2 separate regions of the Homo sapiens genome follow, and region 2 is linked to region 1. A link is a loop called in an ENCODE intact Hi-C map of the cell type or tissue named here. Cell type or tissue: IMR-90. All regions are shown on one strand. Links, peaks and the distances in the headings refer to the core of each region. The heading gives the core; the rest is flanking DNA. Region 1 overlaps BICD1 (BICD cargo adaptor 1). Region 2 overlaps FGD4 (FYVE, RhoGEF and PH domain containing 4).

Region 1 (5,389 bases), core at 191-5,190:
GGCTCACGCCTGTAATCCCAGCACTTTGGGAGGCCGAGGCGGGTGGATCATGAGGTCAGGAGATGAAGACCATCCTGTCCAACATGGTGAAACCCCGTCTCTACTAAAAATACAAAAATTAGCTGGGCATGGTGGTACGTGCCTGTAATCCCAGCTACTCAGGAGGCTGAGGCACGAAAATAGCTTGAACCAGGAAGTCGGAGGTTGCAGTGAGCCAAGATCATGCCACTGCACTCCAGCCTGGGAGACAGAGCAAGACTCCCTCTTTAAAAAAGAAGAAGAAGAAGAAAGAAGGAAGAAGGAAGAAGAGGAAGAGGAAGAAGAGGAGAAGAGAAGGAGAAGGAGAAGAAGAAAGAAGAAGAAAAGAAGAAGAAGAAGAAGAAGAAGAAGAAGAAGAAGAAGAAGAAGAAGAAGACGGAAATCCCTTCCACAAGTTCCCATCGATTCTGCTCTCTTTCTCATCCCTTGTGGGTTGCAATATAGGCTGTCCAAGTTGCCTGCAAAATGTATAGATGAGAAGAGACTTTCTTGATGCGTCCAGCTGTTTTCACTTTTGAATGTGGCAGACTATCAGCTTTATCATGTAAGAGAAAGTCAAGTATCAAATAGACTTATAGATCCAACCTCCAAGAAAAACAAAAGCTTTTGGAAGAGAAAAAGGAGAAATTTGTAGAAAAGTTTACATTATTATTTCTAGTGTTGTATTTATGCAACAGGTGAGCAGACAGCTTTTGCCAGGATGTTGGCTGCCCGTGTTGCACGAATTTGATTAGCTATAATGAGGATTGCATTAGACGTTTTAACTCACTAGAACACCATGTTCTATCTGCCTCTCCCCCTCCTCCACCCTTTAAATAAAATCGAATCAAAGTGGATGGTTCCCAAAGCAGCTGATTTACTACAATATGTATTTGTAGGAGGAGCTAGAAAATTAACCTCCCTCAAAGTTTTGGAACTCTGCTGTTCCAAAAAGAACAAAGAGGAATTGTCTCCCAAAATAATGCATAGAAACTTCATTCTTCTTTCATCAAAATAATGTTTCCTGTTTTAGGGCAAGCATTTTCTTCATGTTGGTACATTTCTAATCAAATTCAGCCAAGTATATCCTCCTGCCAAAATAGCTTTCTAGAAAAGATTACAAGTAGAAGAGGTGATAACTGGAGGAAATGAGCAGAGTTGATACACATTACTTACCAGGAATGTATAGAATTGTTGTTAAAGCAAAGCATTTAGTTTTTAGTTCAAATAAGTTCTTACTTTGAATAAACATATAGATCACATCTGAATTCATATAGTCTTTTCCTTTTTGTAAGTATACATCAAAATGACATACAGAAAAACTGCTCAAATTGATAAAAAGGCAGCATTAATGAAATGAACAAAAAATAACCAGTTTATTTACTGGAAAAAGTTATGCATTACACCATATTCAGTTGGTAACATAAACCGAGATATAAGAATCGATATATTGGCTTCTGGTTATTTTCTTAGCACTGGAGTGCCTTTTCCAACCATTGAGTGCATGATCAGATTACACAAATACAAGCACATATCATGTGTTCTCCCATGAGACATTATTCACTTAGGATTGTCTACAATAAAAAAAGTTAAAGTACAAGCAATAATAAATTCATAAGAATTTTTTGAATTTAAAATAAATGCATGTGTCTTTGAGAACATTTCTTTTGAAATTCATATTTTTAAAAATAACAAGTTTCTTAAATCAGTCTTTTAGTCGTGTTTTCATATGGTATTTATCAGTAGGTGGAAACACTTCACATCATTTAACCCCAAAAGGCATAATAATTAAACTGCAATTAAATGTAGGAACAGTTGAATCATTACAACAATAATACGGTGTACAAATCAGAGTTGGCCACACAATACACATGTTAATACTGGAAAGAAATACAATATCAGAATCATGGATGGTTCATCACATAAGCATAATCATGCAAATAAAAACAGAGTAGATTATAAAAATGTCATAAGAGATTTTCAAATAGTAATTGTTTGACTCTCATAGTCAAACCATTGAGCTTTAACATTTTGTGGGAATAATGTTAAAATGATGTATTTCCTCTAAGACTGGCTGCACAAATCATACCTATGAACCCAATGAGTCATTCTGTATCTCCATTATCTATCATTGAATAATTATTTTTAAATAAAATGATATTTCCCCTTACTTTATAGTTCTCTCATCTTTGTTTTAAAATGACTTTTTAAAAAGAAAAACATATTTACACTAAGAAGCACCAGATTTACTTCTCGGTGTTTTCATTAGAGAACAATGATTGAGGAATAATTCTGAAAGAAAAAAAGTAAAAAATGTGTTCTCAACAAGTGTTCTACAGCAATTAAACTCCAATCACAGGAATAATCTGGCTCAGCAGTTTATCCAGGCTTCAGCTTAAATAGGGCAAATTTTAAATAACTCGAGAAGGGATAAAAATACACTGAGGATTAGAGCCATGCAGTTCAATATGGAAAGGAGACTAGATATAGATAACAATCTCCTTACTTTCCTAATGGACAGAAGATCACAGAGAAATGAGACTTCTATAGTGTTCATCTTATGAATATGGGAAAGCTTACATGATGTGAAATAATTCATGCAAACATTTTACATTGCATATTTCTATGCACTCTCGCCCTTACACTAAAGGCAGTTAATTGCTCTTCTTCTTCTTAAGTAGAATATTCTGGAAAATTCTCAATTGGGGAACATGTCTTAATACTAAATATCTCTTTCAATTACACTTTGAATAATAAGGACGAAAGACATGTCTAGATGAAATCTTTCAGCTGTAAACATAATACGATCAGGTTACAAACGCAATACATTAGGGACTATGGCAGTTAAGTTCGCATATAAATAAAGATGAACTTAATTTTAGACACAACTCATCCGAGGGCATTATTACAGACAATGGAAAATGTCACTCGGGAGCTAGATTGATCTTGTAGTTCCATAGAAGTTGATTTTAAGGTAAAAAAGTACTTGTCAGTATCAGCACTGATCATGCTCTCTGTCATAACCTATCATAACTCCAGTTCAACAGCTTTTTGAAGAATTATGTTCCCTTTACTTGAAAACATACTCTTGTACATTTTTTGCAGCCTTAAATATAAGGGTTACTTAAAAATCACTCTAGTTTATAAACAAACAAAAAAACTGGAGGGCAACCTTTTTAAAATTGTGAACTTTATCCCATAAGTTTCTTTCAAATTTAGTCCTACTTCCTACCTACCATATCAATGTATTTGTGGCAGCCTGAGTTTGAACCCACCACAGTTCCTTACTGGAAATCCATCAGCTTCCCCCAATGTCTCTGAGGGACAGATTGTAACTTTTGGCTGATTGATTATGACAATTATACATTAAAATTGACACTCATCCCAGAAGAAAAGATATTTCATTTCTTCCTTTTCATGTTTTGTGATCTCCATTTGAGACATGTAGAGAACTTTAATTAATACAGAATATCAAGAAATCTCCACATTCTTAGGTTATTGGACCAATGTTTCATGCTTGTTTCAAACAGAAGAACTTATCTGCACAAGGATATTTTCCAAAGCACGAAAAAAGCAAATGTTGTAGACTGAAGATCCTTTTAAATAAAGACGAAATCTGAAATGTGTTTGCCCCCCACTAAGGGATTGCATACCTTCTATTTCTGAAGTATTCCTGAGGACATTGTTTTTTTAGACTCTGACAATTGAATTTTTTTAGTAAAAGTCCTATATTCTGAACAATTTTAAAGATACCATGGAATATAGCTGAAAGAAAAAATAATACCAACGATCATTTTTTTCCAACAAATATCTTGGAAAAATAAAGATTGCCATCCTATTTTCAAATATAAAATATTTTATGATTAACCAGTAAAATTTTAATGTATTTTAAAACTTAAAATAAAAGAATCACAGGATTATGAGCTCCCAGAACTGAAATGCATTCTCCTATCTTGCCACTTAATACTTACTAGACCACCAATGATATTCAATTTTTACAAAACAAATATTCTTTATGATTATCAATTTCCACGTTAATTTCCCAGTGTTAAAAATCTCTTTCCTAGAGTTACTATACATCCTTCACACTGAAGCCTTTTTTATTCTAGACTTAGTAACAATATCTATAGCTGATATCTATCATTTGTTAAATATTCTTTTCTTGAAGACTACTATTGTACCTCCTCTTCGTTAGACTAAAGTATAATTTCTAAATAGGTCTTTTCTTATTTAACAGTTTTCCTTTTTCTCAAAGTTCTCCAAATTATTTTATTAGAATCCAGAGTTGGATATATGAATGGGATCTAATGGATTATGTGTGGACCAGAAAGATTAAGCCAAGCTCCTTTATTTATGCCACTCAGCACTCAGGCCAAAGACAATTTATTGCTTCTTCTTATTTTTTGATTAAGGAAAATCCTCAGGAGAAAAGCATTTCTCCATACTATTCAATATTGTAATTGTGCTTACTTTTAAAAAACTACCTGTTTACTTTGCTAACTACTTTTACTAGTTAGCATTAATCTTTGCTCACTCTGTTTGCAATAATTAGCCAGTATTTTTTAGTGCATTTCTGCTGTTTATTTTTCCTCTCCAAGTATGTCTTCAATTAGTCTTACTGGAGTTCATTCTTTTTGGTTCTCACTAGTTCTGCCCCTTTTCAATTTCCTTTTGAATTCCTGATGTTATCTTTACAGATACTGATTTTTATCAACACTACACATACTGATTCACTTTAAATGCCTATAAATAAATATGGCTCAGTGTAAACTATACTAAATGATGCCACAGTGTAAATACATGGTATTCTCTCTTACTGCTTAGGGACTATCACTTAATTTTGTGCTGAAAATGAGAAATTTATTTCCAAGTTTCTATAACTTCTTGGCAAAGATTCACTAAAATTATTATTTTCATAGAATTAGTATTTCAGAAAAAGACTTTCCCACTCTATGAAGATAAATAACTGAAATGAAACTAGTTTATAATAGACGTAATAATACACTTTGTATTGGAAGAAATGTTTTGTGGGTGACCCGGCTTTTCATGGAGTCCTAGATTCAGAGTTAGGGATAAAGAATGCAAATACAACATTGCCGACTGGCAATACTGCCCCGTCATCACACACAGACAATACTTCCTGCTGAACTCCCAGTCCCACCAAACAAAACCGATGAGACGATCTACGAACATGTTCTGAGGTACTTTTTAAAAAGGCATATATTTCCCTCAGGCACAAACAGTTTTTTATTAAAAGTCAACTTAGCAGCTATGCCACTTCTCAGGTCCAAATACGTGGTGCTTGAGAAAGGGGGAAAAATAAAAAACACAAAGTGAGGGCAGGGGTAAGCTTTCTTTCATTGAACTCTGA
Region 2 (5,389 bases), core at 227-5,226, 55 kb before region 1:
TTAAAGAGGAGGCAGAGAGAGCGATAGGAGCAGAAAGTTTATTCAGTGGGATAATAACAAAGAATGTCTCAAACATGGAGAAAGATATCAATATCCAAGTAAAAGGTTACAGAACACCAAGCAGATTTAACCCAAAGAAGACTACCTCAAGGCATGTAATAAACTCCCAAGGGTCAAGGACAAAGAGAAAAAGGAAATCTTGTACATTGCTGCTAGTAATGTAAATTAGTATAGCCATTATGGGAAACAGTATGAAGGTTCTTCAAAAAATTATAAATAGAATGGCCATATAATCCAGCAATCTCACTACTGGGTAACTGGGTATGTATCCAAAGGAAATGAAATCAGTATGTCAGAGTTATCTGCATCCCCATGTTCACTGCAGCACTATTCACAATAGCCAAGATATGGAATCAACCTAAGTGTTCAGCAACAGCTGAATAGAAAATGTGGCATAGATACACAAGGGAATACTATTCGGCCTTTAAAAATAAAGAAATTATGTCATTTGTAACAAGATGGATGAATCTGGACAGCATTATGTTATAAGCCAGACACAAAATGACAAATACTGCATGATCTCAACTATATGTGGAATCTGTAAAAGTTAAACTCATAGAAGTTGAGAGTAGAATAGTAGTTACCAGGCACTGGGAGTTGGGGGTGCAGTTTTGGGGAAATGTTTGGTCAAAGGATACAAAATTTCAGTTGGATAGGAAGAATAAGTTCAATAGATCTATTGTACAACATGATATCTATAATAATTATTAGTAAATTATAAGTGAGGTAATACATATGTTAATTAGCTCGATCAAAAAATGAAGACACTGGTCAAATCGATCGAATCATTCCACAACGTATTCATATTTTAAAACATGTTGTAGGGCCGGGCGCAGTGGCTCACGCCTGTAATCCCAGCACTTTGGGAGGCCAAGGCAGGCGGATCACGAGGTCAGGAGATCGAGACCATCCTGGCTAACATGGTGAAACCCCGTCTCTACTAAAAAAAACACAGAAAATTAGCTGGGCGTGGTGGCGGGCTCCTATAGTCCCAGCTCCTCAGGAGGCTGAGGCAGGATATTGGCGTGAACCCGGGAGGTGGAGGTTGCAGTTGAGATCGCGCCACTGCACTCCAGCCTGGGTGACAGAGCGAGACTCCATCTCAAAAAAAAAAACACACACAAACAAACAAACAAAAAACATGTTTTAGGTGACTAGTATATAAAATTTGACAATTAAAAAAACAACTAAAAGCATCCTCCTGTGTCCACTTACTTACAGATACATTCACATACCTCTCCTAATTTCAACTGCTCAAGGCAGTTGAAACCTAAAAGCAAGCTTATTGAAGAATCTGCTAAGAGAAGGCTAACATTTTGAATAAAGTACAGTAAGTACAGAGTTTTCAACTTTATCTTAACGGCAGATATTTTTACCTTTGTCATCTTCAGCTGATGTCTTAGGAGTTAACTGTTATCCCAAGTCCGCTCTATGGAAGTGCAGTATTGTTAGATGCTATACCTCTCCAAACCATTTCAATAAGGCAAGTGAGAAGTCAGTATTTTCTAAGATGGGAAGAAATGGTTCAAGAACCATTCCTGGCCAGACGCGGTGGCTCACGCCTATAATCCCAGCACTTTGGGAGGCCCAGGCAGATGGATCACTTGAAGTCAAGAGTTTGAGACCAGACTGGCCAACACAGCGAAACCCAGTCTCTACTAAAACTATAGAAATTACCCGGACATGATGGCGTATGCCTGTAGCCCCAGCTACTCAGGAGGCTGAGGCAGAAGAATCGCTTGAACCCGAGAGTAGAGCCTGCAGTGAGCTGAGATTGCGCCACTGCACTCCAGCCTGGGTGACAGAGCAAGACTCTGTCTCAAAGAAAAGATCCATTCCTGCATAGTCCTACCTACAACACAGGAGACCAATAACAATGTAAAAAAATAATTTTCCCAGTGGCCAAGAATGTTATCAGTGGTATATACAATGTATCAGTGGTATTGTGTGGTATGCAGGGTAAGATGAAATAGTATTCAACATCAATAGCAGGATTATGTCTAGAAAAAATTTTGCTTTTACTAAAAATGAAAAGACACTGGTCAAATGCAAACCATCCAAAGAGTAACAGGGAATTCATATTACATGTTAATATAACATTACTTTCTAAGACTTTAGGAACAAATAAAAACATCTGCTTATGTGAAATCTGCTGGTTTTACTCAATGAATACCACGGATATCCGTGTAGTGAAGCTCTGGTAGTTGCTACATGAGCTTTATCAAACATCTTTAAAAAGGCCTGGGCCAGGCTGCCCAGTAACACATCTGGGTGCGGTTGGACACCTCGCCTCGCTCATCGTATAGGGAGCATAAAGAGCCTCCGTGCTCAGCCACGTGTAGCTGACATGGATTTCCTGAGCAGAGGGCTTTTCTTTCTTTTATGGGTGTCCCAGCTTCTTCAAGACCTTCACTACTCTGCCTCAATGAACAGTCATTTCTGTTTTGAGGTGTAACCTTTTGTTTTCATACCTTCAGCTTGAAGTCATCCTATGTTTTGTAATCAGCCGTCTGGCCAAACGTCTGACCCGAAAGAGAATGTATTTACATTCCTGCTGCATTGTTCAGCAGCCCCTTCATGTTCTGTGTGATTTGTTTTCTTTTTCCCTTTTTTTTTTTTTTTTGACATGGAGTCCCACTCTGTCACCCAGACTGGGGTGCAGTGGTGCAATCTCGGCTCACTGCAAACTTCACCTCCCAGGTTCAAGCAATTCTCCTGCCTTAGCCTCCCACATAGCTGGGACTACAGGCGCCCGCCACCATGCCTGGCTAATTTTAGTAGAGACAGGGTTTCACCATGTTGGCCAGGCTGGTCTCGAACTCCTGATCTCAAGCTATCCACCTGCCTTGGCCTCCCAAATTGCTGGGATTACAGGCATGAGCCACCATGCCTGGCCCCCATTTTTTGTTTTTTATATGCAGGGAAGTAATGGTACTGGTAGTGTAGGTTCACTGTGTGGTTCAAACATGAATTTCCAACACACCAAGCTGCTAATGAGATAGCAGCTTTTTTTCTGGGACCTAGTGTCATAACCAAATTGATTTAAGACCAGACCCAAGACACCTTTAACGATAGGATTAAAGGGAAAAGGGATAGGGAAAAAGCTTATTAAGAAATTTATCAACAGTAAAAGTAAAGCGGGAGAAGCACAACCAGGCGTAACACCAAACTGGTTCAAGGGAGAAACAAGGCTTTGGCATTCTGCTGGCTCCAGTGCTTCCTCTGAAACCTGAGGCTTGCCAATGTGTGGACACTGTGCAGTCTTTTATTGCAGCCATTCAATGCCCACATGTTTTGCCTTCTTGTTTCAGAAAAGCACAAAGTCACAACAAAGTATTTTCTTTCCTTCCAAAGCCTTTTGTCTCCTTGTGCCACTTTTTATCCTTAGGAAAAGATACAGGTGTTCCTGAAAAGAACCATAAATGGAACAGGGGAGGCTGGTCCTGTTGCTGTTGCTGATTAAGTTTTAAACTTTTATTTATTATTTATGTGTGCTGTATTTTAAATAAACATTCTCTCTCCTTCCACTTCCAGTCATAGTGTGCCTGTAGCATTCCAGTCCAACCACATAATTTATTTATTCTAATAGGAGGGCTACACTGTACATCACGGTGTCCAGTGACAACTTGTTCCAGACATTTACAGAAGGAAAATATCCTAGGTAAATGAAATCGTCATTCTGTGTCCTCCCCCGACAGCAGATATGTCCTTCCGTTGAGTGAGGATAACCTTATGTCCACCAAGGGTACTTTGAGAAAGTCCCTAAGGAGCAAGCTTCTGTCCCACTGTTTCAGAGTATTTATTCTTTGAACACGAAAGTATTGGTTAGTTATGTTCTCAGCTCTCCTTGCTGTTGCATTTGGGCACTCACTCACTGCAAGTAACTTAGATCTTTTTATTTGAATGAATTTTAAAGCAGTAAGTAGAATTACAAAGGAATATGAAAACCATGGACTAGATGGACCATTTTATGTAATCAGAAAGCGGGGCCACCCATCACTGCCAGAAATACCATGTAAAAATTGGCAATTCAGAGGTTGCAGTATTTAGTACAATAAATAAATAAATGATCAACATTGTGTAATCACTAACAAAAAGTGTCATAATGCACCAAAAAAATCAACAAAATTATATTCGCTAATGAGTATCAATAAAATAAGTTCGAATGATGGAAACCACAAAAAAAAGGCCAATTCCAACTTAGTCATTTAAAACACACACACACACACACACTTTTTTAATTGTAGCTAGCATTTATTGAGTACTGAATATGTAAATATATCATTTTATGAGCATTACTCTATTTAATCCTTCATAACTTCTGAAATGAGACCTTTGATTATCCTGATTTTATAAATAAACAGCCTGAGAGAAACTGACTCACCCAAATCTGTGAATTAGCAGAGGCAGCATTTGAACCCAGGCCTGTCTAACTCCTGAGCTAGATCTCTCAACTAGTTTCATTTCACTTTAAAGAAATGAAGTGGCCAGGCACGGTGGCTCACACCTGTAATCAATCCCAGCACTTTGGGAGGCCAAGGTGGGCGGATCACCTGAAGTCGGGAGTTCGAGACCAGCCTGACAAACATGGAGAAACTCCATCTCTATTAAAAATACAAAATTAGCCAGGCGTGGTGGCGCATGCCTGTAATCCCAGCTACTCGGGAGGCTGAGACAGGAGAATCACTTGAACCCGGGAGGCAGAGGTAGCGGTGAGCCAAGACTGTGCCACTGCACTCCAGCCTGGGCAAAAAAAAGAAAGAAAAGAAAAGAAAAAAAAAAGAAAAGAAGGAAAGAAAAGAAATGAAGCGAAGCTGCTCCTCTCAGAAAAGAAATTTGTATCATTCACCACTATATTTGATTTTTTTCATCTTATTCAATCCTCTGACTCATATATAGCACACTGACAAAATCTGGTCAAAACATCATATGGTGCCTCAACACATTGTGTAGATTTTTGCATCAGAATAAATGTGTACCTTGTTAACAAGTTAACCATGTTCTAAATGTCAATATCTACAAAAGTTTAAAGCACATTCCCATTTTTCTAGCATAAAGCAATGAGAAGGCAATTAAGTTAATGACATTCATGAAGAAATCACAGAGCTACTGGAATCACAAAAGTCATAATTTACATGAAGGAAATAACCTTCCTGAGGAATACAGTGTAATTAAGGCTTTCCTCTTTGAAAAGGCCTAACATTTCTAAGGAGCTAAGAAATGAATTTAGCCTACAAATTCAAACTTATTTTTCGTGTGTACAAAATTTATCCAACTTGAAGGGAGAAAGAAACTATTTTCAATATTCTAGCTGTAAAAAACTGTATTT

The links. A loop is a pair of places that touch in the nucleus more often than their neighbours do. Peaks named below come from ENCODE experiments on the same cell type or tissue, not always from the same donor. Only the 100,000 strongest peaks of a DNase experiment are listed, where the experiment ranks them.
Region 2: a loop joins it to region 1, with 3 times the contacts of the local background. A loop is called at or near these places in 4 of 110 quality-filtered maps.

The regions. Positions count from the first base shown.
Region 1 is chr12:32,379,615-32,385,003 of GRCh38, reverse strand. BICD1 (BICD cargo adaptor 1) reads right to left here. Exons shown (of 10, transcript NM_001714.4): 10 at 1,371-5,389. Among named protein-coding and RNA genes, the nearest start is that of FGD4, 17 kb to the left of the region's middle. In IMR-90, for the core only: no CTCF peak of the experiment used is centred there; no DNase peak of the experiment used is centred there.
Region 2 is chr12:32,434,403-32,439,791 of GRCh38, reverse strand. The region is part of intron 1 of FGD4 (FYVE, RhoGEF and PH domain containing 4); the gene reads right to left. Among named protein-coding and RNA genes, the nearest start is that of FGD4, 38 kb to the right of the region's middle. RefSeq lists an enhancer at 1,868-2,367. In IMR-90, for the core only: no CTCF peak of the experiment used is centred there; a DNase peak (open chromatin) is centred at 2,561.